Linked DNA regions of Homo sapiens: region 2 is linked to region 1. Evidence: chromatin contacts called from ENCODE Hi-C or POLR2A ChIA-PET data. All regions are on one chromosome and are shown on one strand. Each heading gives the region's core, a stretch centred on a gene start or an enhancer-like site at or near the end of the contact. The rest is flanking DNA. Distances are from core to core; before and after follow the strand shown.

Region 1 (5,540 bases), core at 1,566-4,065:
GGAGGGCTTGTTTTTTCAGTGTTCCTCCGTGTGATGACTGCCTCCGGGTGTCCTGAGCTTCAGGGTCACTCTGCAGCTGAGACGCAGCACTGCCTGGCTCACAGGGCACTCCCAGTCTTGTTTTGACTGTACATCGATGTCGTCTCCTGCACTGCGCTATGTGGTTTCGGGATGCAGAGTTTCACAGAAGGCATATCAGGCTGTGAATACTCCACCCCCATCCCATCACAAAAACCAGTCCAAGGAAAACACCAAATGCTAATTGAAACTAAGACAACGGCACAAATATTTATGGGGGCAGAAATTCAAACAACACTAGCAAAAACAAAGAACACATTTCAAATTGGTATTAATTAAACAAAAAGAAACACTATGGTATCTAATGTAAATATTTTGTTATCAGATCTGATACCTTCAAATGATTATTACAACTAGGAGGATAAGATAATATAAAATATTTACTTAAAAAAATTAATTTTAGCCATTTGCCTTCATATTGGTCCATGCTGCCATGGAAAAGGCCTGGGATAGGAGTCAGAATAAATGCCAGAAGTAGCTATGTCATTCTGAGCATGTCACCTAACATTGTCCAACGTGGCTTTCAGTTTCCTCAACTGAGAAGAAAAGAAGAGATGAGAGGAGATAAGAAAACAAAAAGAAAGGTTGGGAAAGAGAGGTAGCTCAGCAAATGTATCATCCACAGGGGCTGAACTATGTGATCTCTGATGTACTGGTTTCTATTGGTTCAGAGTGTGGACTCAAGCCAGGGTGCCCAGGTTCAAATCCTAGCTCCCTCATCTACTGGCTGTGTGACCTTGACATATTTCTTCACTTCTCTGCACCTTCATTTCCTTATTTGGGAAACCCAGCCTCACTGAGTTGTGAGCATTAAATTATTAAATATACAAATATATACGTACTGAATAGTTCCTAGCACATGGTAAGTACCTGGGAAATGTTAGGTCTTAGGGTTTTTTTTTTTTTCTGAGACAGAATTTTGCTCTGTTGCCCAGGCTGGAGTGCAGTGGTACGATCTCAGCTCACTGCAACCTCCGCTTCCTGGGTTCAAGTGATCCTCCCACCTCAGCCCCCAACCCGTCTCCCTCAGTAGCTGGGTCTACAGGTGTGCACCACCTCACCCGGCTCAGTTTTCTATTTTTGTAGAGGCAAGGTTTCAGCATGTTGCCCAGGCTGGTCTCAAACACCTGAGCTCAAGCCATCCTCCCACCTCAGCCCCCGAAAGTGCTGGAATTACAGGCGTGAACCACTGCATCTGGCTAGGTCTTAGTATTATTATTAGATAATCTTACTTGGAGGATAAAATAATGTACATTGGAGGAAAAAAAAAGTGTAGAGGACTTCTCTAAGGATTCTGTGTTTTGCCCAGAGTATAAATAGCAGAAAGGAAGGAAACTAATATTTATTAGGTACCTACTTTACGTGTGTGTATGTGTGTGTGTGTGTGTGCGTGTGTTGTGTCTGTGTATAGTATATTTTGAGTCAGGATCTCGCCCTGTTTCCCAGGATGGAGTGCAGTGGTCTGATCATAGCTCACTGCAGGATTGAACTCCTGAACTCAAATGATCCTCCTGCCTTGGCCTCCTGAGTAGCTAGGACTACAGGCATGTGCCATTATGCCTGTCTAATTTTTAATTTTTAAAAATTTCCATAGAGACAGAGTCTTGCCATGTTGCCCAAGTTGGTCTCAAACTCCTGGCCTCAAGAGATCCGCCTGCCTTGGCCTCCCCAAAGTACCTATTATATTTGAAGCTACTATATTCCCATTGACTAGATGAAGGTGGCACAAATGAGGACTGAAAAAATATCTTCTCCGGGAATGAATCCTGTGAAATAAGTATTTTTCTTTCCTTTTCAAGAGAGGAGTCTGAAGATCAGAAAGGCTAAGTAACTTGCTTGAGGTCACATAGCTAGCAATGGCTGAGGGGGGATTTGAACCCCAGTCTCCATGGCTCTGAAGCCCATGCTGCTTCCCTTATGACATACTTTCCAGGAGATTTTGGCCAGGAAGGGCATATTCGTGTGTCCTGCCCAGACTGAGACGGGGCTTTGGCTTGGTGACGGTTGCTTCAGCAGAGCACGACCAGGGTGCTGGTAATTTCACCACACGCTGCCTTCATCCCAGCCGCTGTCGTCTCCTCTCTTCCAGCTGCTACCACCATCCAACCACCCCCTCTCCCTTCCGCGAATATGATCAGTGTCAGGCCAGGATGGGTTTCATATGAGGTTATGTTTCATATGTAAAGTAGTGGACAGATAGCTGATCCTCAGCTGGTATATAAAGTAGGTATTCAATATGTTTGCTTTTCCTTCCTAGCCAAGAAGACACACCATTGCCCCTCCCTCTGTGCTCCTGTCCCGTCTCTTTTGCTCCTTTAACCTCTACAGCAGTGATGCCTGCTTTAGGCCAAAAAACCCAGGTGACTTGGACATTCACGTTCAAGGCACTTCTTTTGCTAGTCACTGTATCAATTATTAAGAATACACAGGTAAATAAAGCATGGCCCCTGCTCTTGGGGAATTCACACATAACTGGGGAGAAATGTCTAAAAATGGTTAAGGCTCATTTTTGCAGGTGCATGCAGAAAGCCAGGAATGGTGGTAGGGGAGGTAATGACTCTGTCTGCCAGAGGACTGGCGAAATCCCACTAGACAATGTGATTTCCCACCTAGAGAAGAGTTCAAGGGGTGAGAGGAAGGGCAAAATAAAGACAACCACATATGTAAAGGCCCAGAGTCATGAAAGACTACAAGACATCCAGGAAGTGGTGAGAAACCACGTGTGTGTGTAGCAAACGGTGCCTGGGGAGGATGTGGGCTGACTGGGAGGGGTCTTGTGTGCAGCTTCAGAGCCTGCAATGTGCCCAGAGGCAGGGAGCCAGAGAGACTGGATGGAGGTGGAATTGATATGTAAGAAGCTCACTCTGGGCCAGGAGAGGTGGCTTATGCCTGTAATCCCAGCATTTTGGGTGGGCGAGGCCGGTGGATCACCTGAGGTCAGGAGTTCCAGACCAGCCTGACCAACATGATGAAACCCTGTCTCTACTAAAAATACAAAAATTAGCCGGGTGCGGTGGGGGGCACCTGTAATCCCAGCTGTTGGGGGCTGAGGCAGGAGAACTGCTTGAACCTGGGAGGTAGAGGTTGCAGTGAGCCAACATTGTGCCACTGCACTCCAGCCTGGGCAAAAGAGCAAGACTCTGTCTCAAAAAAAAAAAAAAAAAAAAGGAAGCTCACTTTGGCAGTACATATGTTTTGAGAATGCTGTGGTGTGGGGATAGATTTGTGGAGGAAAAGCAGTCAGGAGGCTGTCTTCCTAATTCATCTGTGGACTCCAGGGTCTCCTCTATGGTAGGTGGTGGAAGGGACAACTGAAGTGCAATGGTTGAGGTGGCATCACCAGGATTTCGTGACTGGTGGGATGTGAAAACTCAGGGAGGGGAGGCATCAAGGGTCATACGCATGATTCTCCTTGGGAGACTGAGCTGTGGGAACCATTTAACGGAGGCAAGAACACAGGAGGAGTGTCACCGACCGCAGGTTCTTGGGCCCCCATGCAACAGAAGTTGACACAAGGCCAAGCAAGTTCCCCAGACAAGACTTTATTCCAGGTTTATATTTGAACACAAGGGATACAGCACTGGAGGGAGAGTTCTCTGGCTGGCTCCCCAGGGTATGTCTGGTGTTTCTAGGAAGGTTGACAGGCATCTACATGAGCTATGTGAGTGTCGTGACATGTGCAGAGTGGAGCGCAGGGCGCACAGGTGCAGTGAGCAAGCAGGTTAGTACCCGCACCGCAGGATCACAAAATGGCAGCAAAGTCCCTTCCCGGGTGGGGATTTTAGTATTATGATGAGGCAAGGGGTAAAGGTTGGTCATTCGTCTGGTCTTGTGCACATGCGGTCGATAGGGTTAACTCCCGTGAGTAAGATTGACTGTGGGATGCTGTTTATCTTCGTTCCTTCAAGGTTTTGCAGTCAGTGGGGATGGCACCAATGATAGGAGGTGATATAAGATCTGGTAATAGGAGGGTATAGAAAAAAGTGTGTTAGAGGTGGGGGCTGAGTCCTGTCCCTACTCTGTCTCCTTAGTGGGGACAGAGGCCAAGTTCCTCCCTACTCAGGAGGACAACTTTGGCCAGGGGCATAACAAAATGAGGCTTTGATAGGTTAAGTTTGAGGTGCTAGGTGACAGCAATACAAAAACATCCAGTCAGTGGGCCACAGAAAACACAGGGCTGGGGGCTGGGAGAGAAGTCGACCCACTGGCTTATGATAGTTCAAGAAATAGGAACTGATGAGCTTACAGTGGAGAAAATACTGTACCTTGGCAAATACAGTCATTTAAGGAGCAGGTAGAGGAGGAGTCAATGAAAGGGTTAGAGAAAAGACAGTCTAAGAAGAGGAAAGAAAAACCAGAGAATGAAGTGTCCCTGTGGACTGGCAAGTTACCGGAAGCAGGGTGAGACCCAGAGAGCCGACTACCCTGGAGAGGTCAGATAGAGTGAGAACTAAAGTAAGCTATCATCGTGTGAACCCCGAACATCTGAGACAGGTCTCAGTTAATTTAGAAAGTTTATTTTGCAGGGTTGAGGATCCAAGGTTGAAGACGCGGGCCCATGACGCAGCCTCAGGAAGTTCTGAAGACACGTGCTTAAGGTGGTCAGAGCACAGCTTGGCTTTTTTTTTTTTTTTTTTTTCTGAGACAGAGTCTTGCTCCATCACCCAGGCTGGAGTACAGTGGCACAATCCTAGCTCACTGCAACCTCTGCCTCCCGGGTTCAAGCAATTCTCCTGTCTTAGCCTGTCGAGTAGCTGGGACTACAGGTGCCTGCCACCACACCCGGCTAACTTTTGTATTTTTAGTAGAGACAGGGTTTCAACATGTAGGACAGGCTGGTCTCGAACTCCTGACCTCAGGTGATCTGCCCGCCTTGGCCTCCCAAGGTGCTGGGATTACAGGCGTGAGCCACCGTGCCGGGCCACTCGCTATAATTTCACGTTTCCTTTACCTTATGTAAAATGTAGAGCTACTGAGCAAGAGAGGAATGCATAATTGCCATTTACCCCCAACTCTCTTCACATGTAAAGTGTAGATTCACTGAGAGCTAGGCAGAGCCTCACAAGAATGTGACCACTTGCCTCATTGCCCAACCTCTTTTTCCCCCCCTTCTCCTTTTTTACCCTCTTCCCCCCCACCCCCTCCTTTCCCTCCTGCTTCCTCTTTCCCCTTTAGATACTGAAGTCCTCAAAACCCTCTGGAAAAAGCATGGGACACAGATTCTCCTGTGACTTGTATTTCTTTTTCCTGGGCGTATCCTCAACCTTGGCAAAATAAACTTCAAAATCAATTGAGATTTGCCTGTCACTTTTTGATTTATGTTGTGAAGGAAGACAAGCACATGGAAAAGCATGTTAGATATGATAAACGCTATGGTTAAAGGAAGGCAGGGCATGGGTCAGGGCGCAACCACCCCATGGGTTCTTCCTGCCCACTGCAGACAAAACCAATTCACGGAGACC
Region 2 (5,540 bases), core at 1,176-3,675, 140 kb after region 1:
TTTTAATATGTGTTCTTAAAATGAAACCATTAATTAGCTACAACTTAAAAAGTAATAGTGATCAGCAAGTCTACTAAACCTCACATCTGGCTCCTTAGCCAAAGCAAACTGATTGTTTCCTGCTAACCATTTCCTGAGGTCTCTGACAAAGGGGCTGAAAGAGTAATTCTGAAGGGAGCAGGAGTATATGTGAAGCCACTTGGTGAACCGTCAAGAGCTACAAAAATAAACTATCAAGCTTTGCAAAAATTGTGATTAGACTTTTAAAAAATAATCCAGAAACTAAATATGAGCTGGATTTTAGATATTAGGAAATTATTAATTTTCTTGGGTATGATAATGATGCGGTTTTGTTTGTTTTTTTTTTAGAAAGGCCTTATCTGTTAAAGGGATATTTACCGAGATATTTACAGGTAAAGGGATATACTCTGCGATTTGCTTGAAAAAAAAAAAATCCAGCAAAAACAAACAAAAATGGATGTTGGGTGAAGAGATGAAACAAGGGCTGAACTTCAACAATTTCTGAAGCTGGGTGGGTGCGTATACAATGGGGTTCATAATTCCAGTATTTCTCTTGTGTACATTTATTTCTGTAAAAAAGTTTTTAAAAGTAGAATTAGGTGCACTGCATTAGTTTTGTTACCAAAGAGGTTTTTATTCTATCTTTAACTCTAACAGATAAACAAATGGGCCTATATATAATTGTGAATAAAAGTCACCATTTGTTTCCCACATACCAGAAACTATAGAATATTAATATTAATATTTGTATTTATATATTATTTAATATATAATTATATATTATAGAATATTTATATTCTACCTAACCTTCAGAAAAACTCTGTAAGACAGCTACTATAATTTCATTTTAGAGTTGGGGGAAGAGGCGTAAGGCAGTAAATGTCCAAGGTCACACAGCTGGGACATGGCTATGTCAGGGATGGAAATCAAGTCATGAGACCAATAACTGTAAAATACCTCTCTGTAGCCCGCATGTTCTCAATCATAGGTGGGAACTGAACAATGAGAACACCTGGACACAGGAAGGGGAACGTCACACACCGGGGCCTGCCGTGGGGTGGGGGGAGGGATAGGATTAGGAGATATACCTAAAGTAAATGACGAGTTAATGGGTGCAGCACACCAACATGGCACATGTATGCATATGTAACAAACCTGCACGTCGTGCATATGTACCCTAGAACTTAAAGTATAAAAAATAATAATAAAATAAAGAAAAAATACCTCTCTGCAGCAAAAAGAAAAAAAAAGAAGACATAAACGATTTCTATTAAGTCAACAGTTTAAAATGAAGGTTTAATTACTTCAATGACCGAAAAAGTATTAACATATTCGTTTAAAGAGTGTAAAATAAGCATCCTTTACGTATCTATCTTCAAGTAAGTGATGTACAGTGCCTTAAAAACAAAACATAAAAACAAAACATTCAACTTGCAAATTCTGGCTCGCAAAACCCTTTCCACCTACCCGCATGCCCGGCACTTTTTGTTAGCATCTCTCTCTGCAATGAACCGTTATTCGAGGCACGACGACAATGTACATTTTTCAATCTCTCAGAACGTCACGTCTTACCTCCCAAGTTGCATTCTGGGCTCAAAGGCCTGTAATTTGTGTGTATTCCTTAGTATAAACCACTACACTGCAGGTGCTCACCAAAATACTCGCTGCCACACCACAGGTATTCTCACACGGGTAAGGCGAGAGGCACATTTCATCACACAGGGGACTTGAACAAACTGCACGGGACATTTCAGGGGTCCTCTTATGGGCGGAGCAGAGCAGCGGGGCAAAGGCTTTCCAGCCAGGTCCCTTCTCCATCCATTTCTCCCCAGGTGCCCGCGCCGGTTCCGCGTGCGGGTCTGGCCAAAAAACCTCCGAAGCGCGCGCGCGAGCCGCAGTCGGCGCATGCGCGGGGCGGGCTTGGCGGCGAAAGGCGCTTCCTCAGCCCGCGCGGGAGACCCAGAAGTAGTACTGAGGTAGCGCTCGTCCTCCCGCCGGTCCACCACCACCGAGTGTAGCCCGGGCCCGGCCTATTTCATCAGACACAACCCCAGAGCCGGGAGCCACCCCTACCCCGGGAGCCCTTCGCCAAGCACGCAGCTCCAGACCAGAAGCAGTCGCTCCGACCCAGAGCTCCGGGTGGGGTAAAGAGATTGCTTTTACTCACCGCCTCCGAGATTGCCTCGGGATTCGCGAAAGCCCCCGAAGGGAAGCGAGCACTTTCTGAGGCTGTGAAAGGACGGCTGCTCGCTTTTCTCTTTCGCCCTTTTCCCTCACCAGAGTGCCAAATCCTCGGTGGGAAAGCCGACCCCTCCGGACAGCCCGCGCTTTAAGGCCGGGGGCTGCCGGCCGGGCTCGGAGGCGGCCGGACCCGCCCCGCCCGGGAGCCCGCGCGACGTCACGCGGGAGTTCCACTTGCGTCACGCCCCTTCCTCCAGCTGCCCATCGCGGCGGCGCACTTCGTGCCCTAGCTGAGGAGCGGGCTCTTCGGTGCGGCCCATCCCGGAGGGCGATGGTTGGGGAGGGGAGCGCTACCTCGGAGCTGCCGGGAGCTACCCGAAGAGTCTGGCGACCGCCACAGCATTTCTGAATTGCGCTGGGGAAAGCTCAAGCCGTTCTGTTGGGGGAGCATCAAGCCCTTGCGGTTCTGTGAAAGTTATCTGTACACTGTGTCTAGCTTAAGCATTTTGCAGGGAAGCATGTGTAGAGTGACCTGTACCGAATGAAGAGTTAAAATTAACTGATGGGGGGTATGGACGCGGATCCGTCTAACATAGTTTTCGGCCTTGTCGCTGTTATCTGCAGTTTAGTGATGTGACCTGACAGGGTTGTGCGGTAACGCCATAGATCAAAACGATCTGTATTTTGCTGAGGTTAAACGGGAAGTTTCTGGCAAATTTGAAACGAGAAGGAATCTCCTTCAGCATTATTTATTGGGACAACATGCTGTTAGATAATTTTTTTTAAAAAGTCCATTTTTCTTGTGGCTGTTCGTTTGAGATTCAAACCGATAGTAGGTATTCCTATTTCTCCTGATTTGTAAAAGAATCGTTTTTAGACCACTAGAAATTCTACAAATGAACAAAATAGACTAGAATCAAATATCTTTTAAACCAGTCCAGTACTTTTGTGTAATTATTCTAAGACCTGGGAAGGGATAATATTAACAGGCTTTAAAAGTTTAGTACTTAGAAATCATAAATACAAAGTGGAAAGGTAATTTTTCCACCTGTCCCACATCTTAAGGGATGAATAAATATAACTTAAAAAGTTAGTATACAGAAGAGGGGTGCTAAACCTTCTATTAGCCTGTTACAGCAACTATCATTCACTTCCCCATTTTATAAGACTTAACTCCACATTTTTAAAAGAAAATGGATGAAATTTTGACTATGTAATTTTTAACGCAAGATAGGAAACATAATTGACAGAGTGAAGCTTTTATGTTTATGACAGAAATAACCTGTAATAAGTTTGTCATTTAACAGAGTATTGAAAGAGCAGTGTGCTGTGGTCTCTACTGTGGTCCAAAGAAAAACTGAGCAGAATGACCCAACCTGTTCCTATGGCCTCTGCCTGTGTCTCACTCTCTAATCCATTTATGCAAGTCAGAAACCAAAGAGTCATCCTTGACACTTTATTCATCCCTAACTTCCATATCCAAGCCATCACGCAGTCCAATTTTACTTACTAAACATGTAAATCCATCCCCTTCTCTCCATCACTACCTCCATAATCCAAGATACTGTTATTTCTTACCTAGTCTACTGCTAGGCTCCTTTCCACATCCACGCTACCAACCACCCCTCCTAAATCTTTGTTTTCACTGGTGTTCAGAAAAAAATTTGAACTTCTATTCTCCATATATATATTTAATTTTAAATTACATACATGTACTGTTGAAAAATGGTACATGATCTAATGAAGTTACAGGCTCTGAAGTCAGACATCTGGGTTTAAATCCTGCTCTAATACTTCCTTACTGAGTGACTTTGGACTGACTGCTTAAGCTCGCTGTCCCATTTTACCTACCTGTAAATTGAGGATAATAATAGTACCAACCTCACAGGGTATTAAGATTAAATGAATATATGTAAACTGCTTAGTATTCAGATATATACTATGTGCCCAAAAGCTAGCCATAATTAGTATTTCTTAGCTAATATGATTATAATCCATTTTAAAAGCATTTTTAAAGGATAAAAAATAGAATAAAAATACATCTTCCCTCCTCCACCTTAAATTGTGTCTACTTTGAGACCACTTCTCTATACTGCAGCTACTGTGATCTTGAAAAGTAAATCTGTTAATGTCACTATGCTGCTTAAACCCTTTCAGTGGCTTCCAGTTACTCTGTGAAGGAAGCCCCTTTGAATTGCCTCTGCTACCCCTTTGGCTTTATTTCCAGACATTTTCTGTCCTCTGGTCTCACTAGACTTTTGATGTCTCCTAGGCCATTGCGTGCTATTGTCTCTGCCTGGAGTTCTCCACCAAACCTACCCCCACTCTTTGCCCCAGCTATCTACTAATCATGTTTTTATCTTATTTCAATAGTCTCTTCTACTAGATCCTCCTACAGTACCATGTAACCTCCCCATCTTACAGTTTTTATTGTTTTAGTTATTTAATTAATTCTGTCTCCCCACTGGACTGTAAATTTCTTGAGATAAAAAACCACGTCTTGGGCCAGACTTTGGGTGGCTGAGGCAAGAGGATCACTTGAGGCCAGGAGTTCAAGATGAGCTTGGGCAACATAGTGAAATCTTGTCTCCTATTCTAAAAATCAAACCAAAATAGCTGGACACAGTGGTTCGTGCCTCTAGTTCTAGTTACTGTGGAGGCTGAGGTGGGAGGATTGCTTGAGCCCAGGAGTTCAAGGCTGCAGTGAACTATGATTGTGCCACTGTACTCCAGCCTAGGTGACAGAGCGAGAGACCCTGTCTTAAAATTAAAAAAATAAAAAATAAAAAAGGTTTGTTCACCCTTTTATCTCCAGGAACTAGCCCAGTGTCTGCCACCAAATCAATATTCTATGAATGAATGAAATGGGCATTCCCTGGTGGATCCCATTTCTATGTAAATGGAAACCTTTGGGTACATTCAAAATTCTTAGATTTTTAAATGAGATTTTATATGGCCACTTTAACAATGGAAATGGCGGGCATCCTCATAGATAGGTTCTAAAGCTTTAAGAACCACATGGAATAAATTTTGAGGTTCCAAAGATCTGCTGAAAAAACATCTTTAACAGAGAAGCAGTTATTTTGAACTCTTCATAATACTGGGTTTCTCATATGTTGTGGCTTAGGACAGTACTTCCCAAACTTTTTCAATTTCAGCATGCTTAGAAAATGAACACTTGTGTTATATATTGTAATGAAAAGATGAGGCTGCTTCCATCCAGTGGCAACAGAAGTTGAGACTAGTCACCTCAGGCCCAGTGCTGCCACCTTCAGGGCTAGGTTTTTAATGTCCCAGCACACCTATTGGAGGCCCCTGGCTAGAATGCTGAATTTAAA

What was found. Hi-C counts contacts between places; a loop is a spot of excess contacts on that map. ChIA-PET counts read pairs that join two places held with the same protein, here RNA polymerase II (POLR2A). Pooled maps may share reads with other maps.
Region 2: a map of OCI-LY7 shows a loop between it and region 1 (2.1-fold over the local background). The contact joins the promoter of RBBP8 here to the enhancer-like site in region 1. A Hi-C loop is called at or near these places in 11 of 168 maps with a recorded cell type or tissue (B cell, CD4-positive, alpha-beta T cell, CD4-positive, alpha-beta memory T cell and 5 more), 4 of 37 single-sample maps with no recorded cell type and 16 of 50 pooled maps. POLR2A ChIA-PET finds 5 or more read pairs at or near these places in 6 of 52 experiments (CD4-positive, alpha-beta T cell, H1, OCI-LY7 and 3 more).

The regions. Positions count from the first base shown.
Region 1 is chr18:23,068,791-23,074,330 of GRCh38, reverse strand. No RefSeq gene overlaps it. Among named protein-coding and RNA genes, the nearest start is that of CABLES1, 64 kb to the left of the region's middle. Within about 2 kb of position 2,815, at least 4 of the 41 ENCODE cell types and tissues checked have a DNase peak (open chromatin) inside an H3K27ac peak, as active enhancers do; they include OCI-LY7, where a contact is called at or near this core.
Region 2 is chr18:22,930,213-22,935,752 of GRCh38, reverse strand. It overlaps RBBP8 (RB binding protein 8, endonuclease), which reads right to left and starts at 2,425. Exons shown (of 19, transcript NM_002894.3): 1 at 2,189-2,425. It overlaps RBBP8-AS1 (RBBP8 antisense RNA 1), which reads left to right and starts at 1,989. Exons shown (of 5, transcript NR_198963.1): 1 at 1,989-2,165. MIR4741 (microRNA 4741) reads right to left here and starts at 2,404; the gene lies at 2,315-2,404. RefSeq lists enhancers at 1,632-1,681, 2,042-2,171, 1,855-2,695 and a silencer at 2,302-2,381.